Linked DNA regions of Homo sapiens: region 1 is linked to region 2. Evidence: chromatin contacts called from ENCODE Hi-C or POLR2A ChIA-PET data. All regions are on one chromosome and are shown on one strand. The core of a region is the stretch at or near the end of the contact, and the rest is flanking DNA. Distances in the headings are between cores, read along the strand shown. Region 1 has its middle 61 kb from the start of IL33. Region 2 has its middle 88 kb from the start of RANBP6.

Region 1 (6,988 bases), core at 927-3,426, 51 kb after region 2:
ACACATGCTCTCTCTCTCTCTCTCAGAATGGGAAAAGTTGTTTTACACAAGAAGTTCCAATATAGGGTTTCTCCATGTATACATAATTCATTGGTTTAATAATGTCATCCATATTCCTTCCATGTTTTTATTCTACCATCCTCCTTTGGTCAGCTTTGTCCCTCAAAGTATCTCCCTTCACAGTCTCCAATAGCTCTGTTTTCTTTTAAATCTTAGGTCTTGCTTCTGGGGTCATTTTTGGGAGTTCCTGTAGCAGCTTGAAGCAGCCAGAATGAACAAAAAGGATCCTGTCCTCCAAATATTGGGGATCTGTATTTGGATTGCCAATCACTGCTTCTGATCACAGTGGTACAGACAAAGAAGTGAACAGCTATTGTTTCACCTCTACCCTTTTTGCAAGCCCCTCCCATCCATCTGAGATGACTTCCAGGGGATTCAAAGGACCAGGGCCATTTTTCCCCCTTAATATTTTTGATTCCCTTTTGGGAACCAGACGTTAAAGACTAGGACTTTCAGAAACAACTTCATAGAGGGGGAAATTAGAAAGTGACCATGCATACCCAGGGAAAGGCTCAGGCTCAGAAAAGACCTGAAAGGACCTTAAGTTTATATATATCAGACATACAACAATAAAAAAGAGTAAACAAAAACAATGACTAAATCTAGCAAACTCTGGAAAAGGAGAAGAACTTGATTTCCAGATTTACCACATTTTTAGATTCAAATGTCCAGTTTTCAATGTCAACCAAAAAAAAATCACAAGACATACAAAAAAAAAAAACAAAAACCAGGAAAGTATGGTCTATTCAAAGAAAAAAATAAATCAACAGAAACCATCCCTGAAAAAGATATGATGTCAGATATACTAGATGAAGACTTTTAAACAGATGTCTTAAAGATGCTCAATATTCTAAAGAAAGATGTGAAGAAAGACCAGAAAAAATATATGATACATGAACAAAATGGAAAAATCAATGATGATACAGAAAAACCTAAAAATAAACCAAAAAGAAAGCAAGGAGTGGAAAAATAAAACCAAGATAAAAAATTCACTACAAGGACTAAAAGACATACTTGAGCATCCAGAAGATAAAAATAGTGAAAGGTGAAGATAGAACAATGGAAATCACTGAGTCTGAGGAATAGAAAAAAGGCCGAAGAAAAATAAATAAAACCTAGATAAGCTGTAGGACACCATCATATACATTTTGGGAGTCTCTGAAGATTAGAGAGAGAGGCGGGTAGAGAGAATATTTTAAGAAATAATGGCTGAAAGCTTCACAAATGTGATGACAGACTTGAACATAAACATACAAGAACTCAACAAACTCCAAATAAGAAGAATTTAAAGAGACTCACCCAAAAACACATTATAATCAAACTTTTGAAAACCAAAGACAAAAACAGAATCTTGAAAGTGGCAAGAGAGAAGCAATTTGTCACTTACAAGAGATCCTCAATTAGAATATCATCAGATTTCTCATCAGAAACTTTGGAAAACAGAAGCCAGTGGGTTAATAAATTCAAAGTGCGAAAAGAAAAAGAAACCTGTCAATCAAGAATCTTTTATCTTGCAAAACTCTCCTTCAAAAGCGAGGAAGCAATTAAAATATTCCCAGATAAACAAAAGCTGAGTGAGTTCACTACTAAACCTGCCGTGCAAGAAATGCTTACGTCTTGCAAGGTGAAATGTAAGAACACTAGACAGTAACTCAAAGCTATATGAAGAAATAAAAATCTCAATGAAGGTAAATACATGGACAATTATAGAAGCTAGTATTATTGTAACAATGGTTTGTAACTCCATTTTTTGTTTTTTGCATGGTTTGAGATTCATACGTTAAAAACTATTAGTCTAAAAGCTAGTATTATTGTTAACTTTGGCTTGTAACTCCTATTGACAGAAATTAAGGCTGTTGAGGCAGAAATAATTTGATAAAGGTTTATTGGAAGCCAAATGTGAGGATCAACCTGGGAAGACACATCAGAAAGTTGGGAGTGTTCCAGAATCTGTTACAAGTTGGAAGGCTTTTATAAGTAAGTTTAGGAGAAGGGAGAGGGGCTCCTCATAGTGAAGTTGTCCTTTTTCATTGGAGGGTACAACACAAAGATTGGCTGCAAAGTATGACATACAGGGCAACATACAGGTTAAAATTCTATGCACAAGACAATCAGTGAAACTTCATGATTCAGAAACAAATCACCAAAACATTATGATTCAGAAACAAATCAGCAGCCTTTTTGATGTCAGTAGGTTATAAATTAATCATTATACGTCAATAATTTGAGAAACTCAGATAAGATTCTTTACTCATGAACAGGATGTTGCCATGAATCACAAGACTGCCCCAAGATAGGTTAATTTAAGAAGCCCTGTTTACTTTTAAAGTAAACTGCCAAATATGAACTGTAGGTTATCACCCCACATTTTATTTTCTACTTTTTTTTTTTTTTTTGAGATCGCATCTTGCGCTGTTGCCCAGGCTGGAGTGCAGTGGTGCAATCTCGGCTCACTGCAACCTCTGTCTCCTGGGTTCAAGAGATTCTCATGCCTCTGCCTCCCCAGTAGTTGAGATTACAGGTGCCCGTCACCATGCCCAGCTAATTTTTGTATTTTTAGTAGAGACAGGGTTTCACCTTGTTGGCCAGGCTGGTCTCAAACTCACGACCTCAGGTGATCCAACCACCTTGGGCTCCCAAAGTGCTGGGATTACAGGCATAAGCCACCATGTCTGGCCAATCTTCTAGATAATTTAAGAGACTAATGTATGTAAATAAATTATTACTTTATGTTTTGGGGCATGAAATATAAAAAGATGTAATTTTATGACATTAACAACGGAAAGAGGTGGGGACAGAATTGTAAAGAAACAGAGTTTTGTATGTTATTGAAGTTAAACTGGTATAAATTCAAATTAGAGTATTATAACTTTAGGATGTTAAGTGCAATCCCCATTAAACCATAAAGGAAATAGCTAAAGAATGTACACAAAAGGAAATGGAAAGAAATTTTAAAATTTCACTGCAAAAAATCAACTAAACATGAAAGAAGACAGTCAATAAATGCAGGAAATGAGAGGCAAATAAGCTATAAGCCATAAAAAACAAATAGCAAAATGAAAAAAATTAAGTTTCTCCTTATCAGTATATACTTTAAATGCAAATGGATTAAACTCTACCATCAAAAGACAGGGATTAGCAGAATGGATACATACATGGTCTGACTATTTACTGTTTACAAAAGACTTACTTTAGATCCAAAGATATAAACAGATTAAAAGTGGAAGCATGGAAAAAATATTCCATGCCAATAGTAACCAAAACACAGTAGGAGTGGGTATAATAATATCAGACAAAATAGACTTTTTTTTTTAACAGGGTCTCACCCTGTCACCCAGGTTGGAGTGCAGTGGCACAATCTTGGCTCACTGTAGCCTTGACCTCCTAGGCTCAAGCAATCCTCCTACCTCAGCCTCCCAAGTAGCTGAGACTACAGGTAAGCGTCACCATGCCCCGCTAACTTTTGTATTTTTTTGTAAAGATGGCATTTCACCATGTTGTCCAGGCTAGTCTAGAACTCCTGGGCTCAAGTGTTCCACCTGCTTCGGCCTCCCAAAATGCTAGGAGCACAGGCATGAGCCACTGCTCCCAGGCGAAATAAACTTACAGGGCTATAGTGGACAAAGAAGGACATTATATATTAATAAAAGACCCAACACAGCAAGAAGATATTCAATTATAAACATTTACCCATCTAAGGACAGACCATCAAAACACATAAAGCAAAAGCTTACAGAATGAAAGGGAAAAAGAGATAGTTCTATAACAATAGTTGGAGACTTCAATACCCAACTCGCAATAATGGTGAGAACAACCAGACAGAAAATAAGCAAGGAAACAGAAGACTTAAACAATGCAATAAACCAACCAGACTAACAGGTATATACACAATCCTCTCTCCAACAACTACAGTATACAAACTTTTCTCAAGTGCACATGGGACATTTTGCAGGATACATCATATGTTAGGCCACAAATTAAGTCTCAATAGATTTTTAAAAGATGGATATCATACAAAGTATCTTCTCTGACCAAATGACATAAAGTTAGAAATCAATAACCGAAGTGAAATGGAGAATGTATAAATTTGTGGAAATTAAACAACAAACTCTTAAACAACCAAAGTAAAAATCACAGGGGAAATTAGAAAATACTTATAGACAAATAAAAATGAAAACACAACATGCTAAATCTTATGGGACAAAGCAAAAGTAGTCTGTGGGTGGAAATTTATAGCTATACCTGTTTACATTAAAAAACAAGAAAAATGTCAAATCAACATCCTAACTTTACAAGTTTAGAATAAGAAGAACAGGCTGGGTGTGGTGGCTCATGCCTGTAGTCCCAGCATTTTGGGAGGCTAAGGCAAGCAGATCACTTGAGCCCAGGAGTTCAAGACCAGCCTGAGCAACATAGTGAAATCCAATCTCTACAGAAAATACAAACATTATCTAGGCATGGCGGCACATGCCTGTGGTCTCAGTACTCAGGGGGCTGAGGTTGGGGAATTGCTTGAGCCTGGGAGGTCAAGGCTGCAGTGAGCTATGATTGCACCACTGCACTCCAGCCTGGGTGACAGAGTGAGATCTTGTTGAAAAAAAAAAAAAAAGAAAAGAAAAGAAAGAAAAGAAGAAGAAGAACAAACTAAACTCAAAGGTAGCAGAAAGAAGGAAATAATAAATATTAGAGCAGAGGTAACAAAATAAAGAATAGAAATAAAGAGAAAAATCAACAAAACCAAGAGTTAGTTCTGTGACGAGATTAAGAAAATTGACAAATGTTTAGTTAGTTGTATTAAGAAAAAAAGAGAGAACACTCAAATTACTAAAATCAGAAACAAAAGTGGGGATATTACTGCTAATTCTACAGAAATAGGAAGGATTATAAGAGAGTACTATGAACAATTGGGTATTGACAAATTGGATAACCTAGATGAAATGGACAAATTCCTTGAAACAGAAAGCCTACCAAGACTAAATCAAGGAGAAATAAATAATCTGAATAGACCTATGACTAGTAAAAAGATTTAATTAGTAATGAAAAATCTTCTGACAAGGAAAAGCCCTGAACCTGATGACTTTGCTGATGAATTCCACCAAACATTTAGAGAAGAATACCAATCCTTCTCAAACTATCCCCCAAAAATTGTGGAGGGAACCCTTCCTAACTCATTCTATAAGGCCAGCATTACTCTGATACCAAAGCCAGTCAAAGACACTACAAGAAAAGAACATTATGTCATAAAATTCATTTTGCTGATATTTTGTCAAGGATTTAAAAAACCCTTTTAATATTTTGACTATTTAATGTCAATGTTAACCCTTTTAACATTATGACTATTAATGGAAAAATCCTTGACAAAATATTAACAAAACTGATTCAGCACCATATTAACAGGACTAAATACCATATACACCATTACCAAGTGGTATTTATTCCTGTAATGCAAGGATGATTCAACATATGAAAACGGATTAACAAAATATACCACATTACACAGTGAATAGAAACAACCACGTGATCATCTCAATTGATACAGAAAAAGCATATGATAAAATTCTATACCCTTTTATGATAAAAACACTCAACAAACTAGGAATAGAAGGGAAGTTCCTCAACATGATAAAGGGCATTTATAAAATTTTCATGGCAGCTTTCCACTCAATGGTGAAAGACTGAAAGCTTTTCTTCCAAGATCAGGAACAAGGAAAGATGTCTGCTTTGTCTGCTTCTATTCAACATAGTACTAGAAGTTCTAGCCAGAGAAATAAGGAAAGTAGAAGAGATAAAAGGTATCCAAATCGGAAAGAAAGAAGTAAAATTCTCTCTGTTTGTAGATGATATAATTTTATATGTAGAAAACCCTAAAGATTCTACAAAAAACTGTTGGAACTAATAAATAAATTCAACGAAGTAGCAGGATACAAAATCGACACACAAAAATTAGTTTTATTTCTATACACTAAAAATGAACAATATGAAAAAGAAATTATTAAAATTCTGTTTGTAATAGCATCAAAATGAATAAAATACTTAGGAATTAACTAAATAAGTAAAAGACTTGAACAATAAAACCGACAAAACATTGCTGAAAGAAATTAAGACATAAAGAAATTGAAACAAATTTCATGTTTGTGCATTAGAAGAAAATATTGTTAAAATGTCAATACTACAGAAAGAGATCTTCAGATTCAGTGCAACCCCTAGCAAAATCTCAATGATTTTTATTTTTTATTTTGCAGAAAAACCCATCCTAAAATTCATATGAAATTTCAAGGGATCCTGAATAACCAAAAACAATCTCAAGAAAGAAGAAAGCTAGAAGACTCACACTTCCTAATTTCAAAATTTACTACAAAGTGACAGTCATTGAAACAGTATGGTACTGGCATAAAGGCAGTGCCATAAAGGCATAAAGTCAGACATACAAATCAAATAAATAGGATTGGGAGCCCAAAAATAAACCCTCGCATGTATGGTCAAATAATTTTTGAAAAGGAAGCCAAGACCATTCAATGGGGGAAAGAACAGCCTTTTCAACAAATGGTGGTGGAAAAACTAGATATCCACATATCAAAGAATAAAGTTGAAACCTTACCTAATTATATACAAAAATTAACTCAAAATGGATTAAAGACCTAAATGTAAAACTTAAAACAATAAAACCCTTAGAAGAAAACATAGGGAAAAATTTCACAACATTGGACTTGGCAATGATTTCTTGGCTATGACAGCAAAAACACAGGCAATAACAACAAAAAAATAGATTGGTCTTCATAAAAATTTGTGCTTGAAAAACTACTATCACCATCTGCTGCATAATCCACCTCTAATTGGCTTGTGAGTTTCTTTTCTTACACATGAAATTCTTGCATTATTTGAAATGGTTTCAGAGCAATTTATTCAGCACGTATCCCACCCTCCTGCC
Region 2 (6,601 bases), core at 922-3,421:
AAAGCCTGATCTCCCTGGGTTTAATGTAGAGGAAGGGATCCAAAGGCTTAGGGAGATTGGGATGGTAGAGTGGATTAGTCACTTTAGACCTACTCATCCCAGCTGGGAGGGTCCAGAAGATATACCCCTGACAAATGCCTTGTGAAATAGATTTGTGAGGGCAGCACCTACATCTTTAAAGAACCCTGTAATTGCTCTTCTCTGTATGTCAGATCTAACAGTGGGAACCATAGTCGCTCAACTACAAAATTTAAATACAATGGGAATAATTGGATCCCAAGGTGGCAGGGGCCAAGTGGCAGCACCCAACCGTCAAAGGCAAGTTGGGTGTAGCTACCATAATGGACAGCAGAAACAAAGGGGCAATCAGAATAGTCTGACTGGTGTAGAGCTCTGGCGTTGGCTAATAAATCACGGTGTTCCTGGAAGTGAAATTGATAGGAAGCCTACTGCATTCATACTTAATTTATATAAGCAGAAAACTTCGAGGTCAAATGGACAAAAGACTTATTTGAATTTGAATTATAAAAACAGAGAATCATGGCCCCTCAATCAATTTCCAGACTTAAGTCAGTTTATAGACCCATAACCCCTTGAATGAAGGGGAGGCCATGTCCCCTTGAGGAAGGACCCCACTACATTACTGACAATTTATGCAGTAAATCTTTCTCCCATCCTTCCCCAAGGAGACCTCTGGCCTTTTTCCAGGGTAACTGTGCACTGGGGAAAGGGAAATAATCAGATATTTCATGGACTACTGGACACTGGCTCTGAGCTGACGTTGATTCCAGGGGACCCAAAACGTCATTGTGATCCTCCAGTTAAAGTAGGGGCTAATAGAGGTCAGGTAATTAATGAAGTTTTAGCTCAGGTCTGACTTGTAGTGGGTCCAGTGGGCTCCTGGACTCATCCTGTGGTCATTTCCCTAGTGCCAGAATGCATAATTGGCATAGACATACTTAGCAGCTGGCAGAACCCCCACATTGGCTCCCTGACTAGTAGGGTGAGAGCTATTATAGGGCAAAAGGTCAAATGGAAGCCATTAGACCTGCCTCTACCTAGAAAAATAGTAAATCAAAAACAATATCACATCCCTGGAGGGATTGTGGAGATTAGTGCCACCATCACGGACTTGAAAGATGCAGAGGTGGTGATTCCCACCACATCCCTGGTCAACTCTCCCATTTGGCCTGTACAGAAGACAGATAGATCTTGGAGAATGACAGTGGATTATCTTAAGCTTAACCAAGTGGTGACTCCAATTGCAGCTGTTGTACCAGATGTGGTTTCATTGCTTAAGCAAATTAACACATCTCCTGGTACCTGGTATGCAGCCATTGATGTGGCAAATGCCTTTTTCTCCATTCCTGTTCATAAGGCCAGTTTGCCTTCCACTGGCAAGGTCAGCAATATACCTTTACTGTCCTACCTCAGGGGTGTATCAACTCTCTGGCTTTGTGTCATAATCTTACCTGGAGACATCTTGATCGCTTTTTGCTTCCACAAGATATCACACTGGTCCATTACATTGATGACATGCTGACTAGATCCAGTGAGTAAGAAGTAGCAAACACACTGGAATCATTGGTGAGACATTTGCGTGCCAGAGGATGGGAAATAAATCTGACTTTCAGGGACCTTCTACCTCGGCAAAATTTCTAGGGGTCCAGTGGTGTGGAGCCTGTTGAGATATTCCTTCTAAGGTGAAGGATAAGTTGCTGCATTTGGCCCCTCCTACAACCAAGAAAGAGGTACAAAGCCTAGTGGGTCTCATTGGATTTTGGAGGCAACACATTCCTCCTTTGGGTGTGTTACTCCAGGCCATTTGTCAAGTGACCTGAAAGGCTGCCAGTTTTGAGTGGGGTCCAGGAGAAGGCTCTGCAACAGGTCCTGTCTGCTGTGCAAGCTGCTCTGCCACTTGGGCCATATGACCCAGCAGATCAGATGGTACTTGAGGTGTCACTCGCAGATAGGGATGTTGTTTGGAGCCTTTGGCAGGCTCCCATAGGTGAGTCACAGTGGAGGCCTCTAGGATTTTGGAGCAAGGCCCTGCCATCTTCTGCAGATAACTACTCTCCTTTTGAGAGACAGCTCTTGGCCTATTACTGGGCTTTGGTGGAAACCGAACGTTAGACTATGGGTCATCAAGTTACCATGCATCCTAAACTGCCTCATGAACTGGGTGCTTTCTGACTCATCTAGTCATAAAGTGGGTCATGCACAGCAGCATTCCATCATCAAATGAAAGTGGTAAATACATGATCAGGCTTGAGCATGTCCTAAAGGCACAAATAAGTTACATGAGGAAGTGACTCAAATGCCCACGGTCTCCTTTCCTGCCACCCTACCTTCTCTCCCTGAGCCTGTGCCAATAGCCTCAGGGGGAGTTGCCTATGATCAGTTGACAGAGGAAGAGAAGACTAGGGCCTGGTTCACACATGGTTCTGCACAATATGCAGGCACCACCCAAAAGTGGACAGCTGCAGCATTACAGCCCCTTTCTAGGACATCTCTGAAGGACAGCAGTGAAGGGAAATCTTCCCAGTGGGCAGAATTTCCAGCAGTGCACCTGGTTTTGCACTTTGCATGGAAGAAGAAATGGCCAGGTATGTGATTATATACTGATTCATGGACCATAGCCAATGGTTTGGCTGGATGGTCAGGGACTTGGAAGCAGCATGATTGGAAAATTGGTGACGAAGACATCTGGGGAAGAGGTATGTGGATGGACCTCTTTGAGTGGTCAAAAACTGTGAAGATATTTGTATCCCATCTGAGTGCTTACCAACAGGTGACCTCAGCAAAGGAGGATTTTAATAATCAAGAGGATAAGATGACCCATTCTGTGGACACCACTCAGCCTCTTTCCCCAGCCACTCCACCATCGCCCAATGGGCCCATGAAAAAAGTGGCCGTGGTGGCAGGGAAGGAGATTATGCATGGGCTCAGCAACATTCCACTCCCTAAGGCTGCCCTGGCTATGGCCACTATTGAGTGCCCAATTTGCCAGCAGCAGAGACCAACACCGAGCCCTCGATATGGCACCATTCCTTGGGGTGATCAGCCAGCTACCTGGTGGCAGGTTGATTATATTGGACCTCTTACATCATGGAAAGGACAAAGGTTTGTCCTCACTGACATAGACACTTACTCTGGATATAGGATTTCCTATCTTGCATGCAATGCTTCTGCTGAGACTACCATCCGTGGACTCATGGAATGCCTTATCCACCATCATGGTATTCCACATAGCATTGCCTCTGACCAAGGCACTCACTTTTTGGCTAAAGAAGTGCAGCAGTGGTCTCATGCTCATGGAAGTCACTAATCCTACCATGTTCCCCATCATCCTGAAGCAGCTGGATTGATAGAATGGTGGGAAAGCCTTTTGAAGTCACAATTACAAGGCCAACTAGGTGACAATACTTTGCAGGGCTAGGGCAAAGTTCTCCAAAAGGCTGTGTATCCTCTGAATCAATGCCCAATATATGGTACTGTTTCTCCCATAGCCAGGATTCACGGGTCCAGGAATCAAGGTGTGGAAGTGTGACACCACTCACGATCACCCTTAGTGAGTCACTAGCAACATTTTAGCTTTCTGTTCCCACAACATTACGTTCTGCTGGCCTAGAGGTCTTAGTTCCAGAGGGAGAAACTCTGCCACCAGGAGACAAAACAATGATTCCATTAAACTGGAAGTTAAGATTGCCACCTGGACACTTTGGACTCCTCCTACCTTTAAGTCAACAGGCTAAGAAGGGAGTTATAGTGTTGGCTGGGATGATTGACCCAGGCTATCAAGATGAAATCAGTCTCCTACTTCACAATGGAGGTAAGGAAGAGTATGCATGAAATACAGGAGATCATTAGGGCATCTCTTAGTATTACCATTCCCTGTGATTAAGGTCTTCCATCATGGAAAGGGCAGAGGTTTGTCATCACTGGAATAGACACTTACTCTAGATATGGGTTTGCCTATTCTGCATGCAATGCTTCTGCCAAGACTATCATCTGTGAACTCACGGAATGCCTTATCCACTGTCATGGTATTCCACACAGCATGGGAAATTACAACAGCCTAACCCAGGCAGGACTACAAATGATCCAGACCCTTCAGGAATGAAGGTTTGAGTCACTCCACCAGGTAAAAAAAAACACAACCTGTTGAGGTGCTTGCTGAAGGCAAAGGGAATACAGAATGGGTAGTAGAAGAAGGTAGTCATCAATATCAGCTATGACCACGTGACCAGCTGCAGAAACGAGGACTGTAATTGTCATGAGTATTTCCTCCTTCTTTTGTTAAAAACATGTTTGTGCAAGTATACATTTGTACTAAAAAAAAATTCATTTTATTTCCTTTCTCCTTCATCATGTGACATAGATTTATTGACTTCACATCAGCATTTAAGTATTAACTTTATGTAATAGTATTTGGTTTGGGGATTGGGGTGTTTCTGGTTGTATGAAGGATAGTTGTATTATGTTAGGCATAATTATGACTTTATTATTGTCTTTATTTGAAGATTATGTATGATCTCAGGAGATGTGTAAGGGTTCAAGTTGACAAGGTGTGGGCCTGTTGTAGTTAATACTGAGTGTCAACTTGAATGGATTGAAGGATACAAAGTATTGATCCTGAGTGTGTCTGTGAGGGTTTTGCCAAAGGAGATTAACGTTTGTGTCGGTGGGCTGGGAAAGGCAGACCCACCCTTAATCTGGGTGGGCACCATCTAATCAGCTGCCAGCGTGGCTAGAATATAAGCAGGCAGAAAAATATGGAAAGAGAAACTGACCTAGCTCCCCCAAGGCTATATCTTTCTCCCATGCTGGATGCTTCCTGCCCTCAAACATCAGACTCCAAGTTCTTCAGATTTGGAACTGGGACTGGCTCTCCTTTCTCCTCAGCCTACAGATGGCCTATTGTTGGACCTTGTGACTGCATGAGTTAATACTTAATAAACTCCCCTTTATATATATATATATATATATATATTCCATTAGTTCTGTCCCTCTAGAGAACCCTGACTAATACAGGCAGCAAATATGTAACTGTTCACAGCATTTCACTTCATTCCCAGAATTGACAGGCAAGCAGTCATATGTCCTTCCTTTATGCTCATGGGTCCTATGGATGCAAGGTAGTGTTTTCTAAAAAAAAATAAAATAAATAAAAAATCAAAAAGATAAGAAAATTTGAAGGTATCAGGGCTGGTTTTGAATCCTGGCTCTGCTCTGACGCTTATTCCACACCCCAGAACAAGTTATTTAATCCCTGTAAGTCCCACTGTGCTCATCTGTGAGATGGGAATATCAATCCCTACAATGTTGGGTTGCTAGAAAAGATACATGAGATAGCACCTGGAACAGAGCAAGTACTTCATAAAAGTTGGTTTTTAGCCCTAGCCCTTTATGCCTCCATTTCCTGCCTTTGATCATCATTGGTGTGAACTTTTCTGCCTACTGAATAATAGAGAAATGCTTTGTGATGATAAGAACATAGCAGAGAATGAAGTGTGTAAATTCTGGGGCAGAGAAAATTCTCTGGACTAAACACACTTTAGTGTACATGAACATCCCTCCAAATTTTATCAGGCTGGTGCCTATATGTTTCAGCTTAAAATATACTTCCTGATAAGCAGAAAGAAAATTTTAAGTAATAGATAAATAACGTGTACACATGGACATACAGTGTGGAATGATAGACATTGGAGATTCCGAACGTGGGAAGAAAGCATAGGGTAAGAAATTACTTAGTGAGTAAAATGTATATTATTCTAGCAGTGAATACACTAAAAATTCAGGCTTTACCACCACTCAATATATCCATGTAACAAAATTGTACTTGTACTCCCTAAATTTATACAAATAAAAATTAACTTCTCTCTCTCTCTCTCTTCCTGGAGGAAAATAACTAGTAGGTTTCTTTTGGGTTGGATAGGACTTATTTGCTTTTCAACACCCAAAGAATAACTTTGAAAATGTTATTTTCAAAATAAATTGAGTGTTCCCTGGAAGTTGCTGTATTTTTTTAATTGGTTATTTTGGAGTAGTCTAGAAGACTTCCCTACAATTATTGTTTAAGCCTTAAAATAAACCCTTTAGTATACAAATTTGAAAAAATTAAAGCTTTCTTGAAAATAGATTTATATATACTCTATCAGAGTGCAAGCAGGAAACAGAAGCTACACCAGTTACTTGAACATAGAGACTTTAAGGAATGGTTGGTAACTAGGTAACTGAAAGGATTAAATTAACAAACAAACAAACAAAAAAACAACAATGAAAGTAACATGGAGATAGCAACTGCAGGAAGCAGCTACCACTCCTGGGGCTGGGGATAGCAGAGGGAAGTGCTTGGATTTATTAGAAGTTAGAAACTTTGAGAAAGGGCCCCACAACTTGTGCTGGCTGTGAGCTGGGATAAGCAGCCCTGTGGGCCTGCCACTGAAACCTTTGAGGACAGGGCACTATTTATAGCTCACTTGTGTCTATGAGGTGGGGGCATGATGAAGCTGTTTTTGCGAAAGTTGCAAAAACTGCAAATTGGAATCAGCTGCTGCTATGGAACGGCATGGGTGAAGAAGCACTCCTGGAGTGATCT

What was found. A loop is a pair of places that touch in the nucleus more often than their neighbours do. ChIA-PET counts read pairs that join two places held with the same protein, here RNA polymerase II (POLR2A). Pooled maps may share reads with other maps.
Region 1: a map of heart left ventricle shows a loop between it and region 2 (2.8-fold over the local background). The contact joins two enhancer-like sites. A Hi-C loop is called at or near these places in 6 of 168 maps with a recorded cell type or tissue (PC-3, heart left ventricle, heart right ventricle and 3 more), 2 of 37 single-sample maps with no recorded cell type and 1 of 50 pooled maps. POLR2A ChIA-PET finds 5 or more read pairs at or near these places in 1 of 52 experiments (activated CD4-positive, alpha-beta T cell).

The regions. Positions count from the first base shown.
Region 1 is chr9:6,151,360-6,158,347 of GRCh38, forward strand. No RefSeq gene overlaps it. Among named protein-coding and RNA genes, the nearest start is that of IL33, 61 kb to the right of the region's middle. RefSeq lists an enhancer at 1,327-2,526. Within about 2 kb of position 2,177, at least 3 of the 41 ENCODE cell types and tissues checked have a DNase peak (open chromatin) inside an H3K27ac peak, as active enhancers do; they include PC-3, where a contact is called at or near this core.
Region 2 is chr9:6,100,525-6,107,125 of GRCh38, forward strand. No RefSeq gene overlaps it. Among named protein-coding and RNA genes, the nearest start is that of RANBP6, 88 kb to the left of the region's middle. RefSeq lists enhancers at 5,986-6,486, 6,235-6,284, 6,487-6,601. Within about 2 kb of position 2,172, at least 2 of the 41 ENCODE cell types and tissues checked have a DNase peak (open chromatin) inside an H3K27ac peak, as active enhancers do; they include PC-3, where a contact is called at or near this core.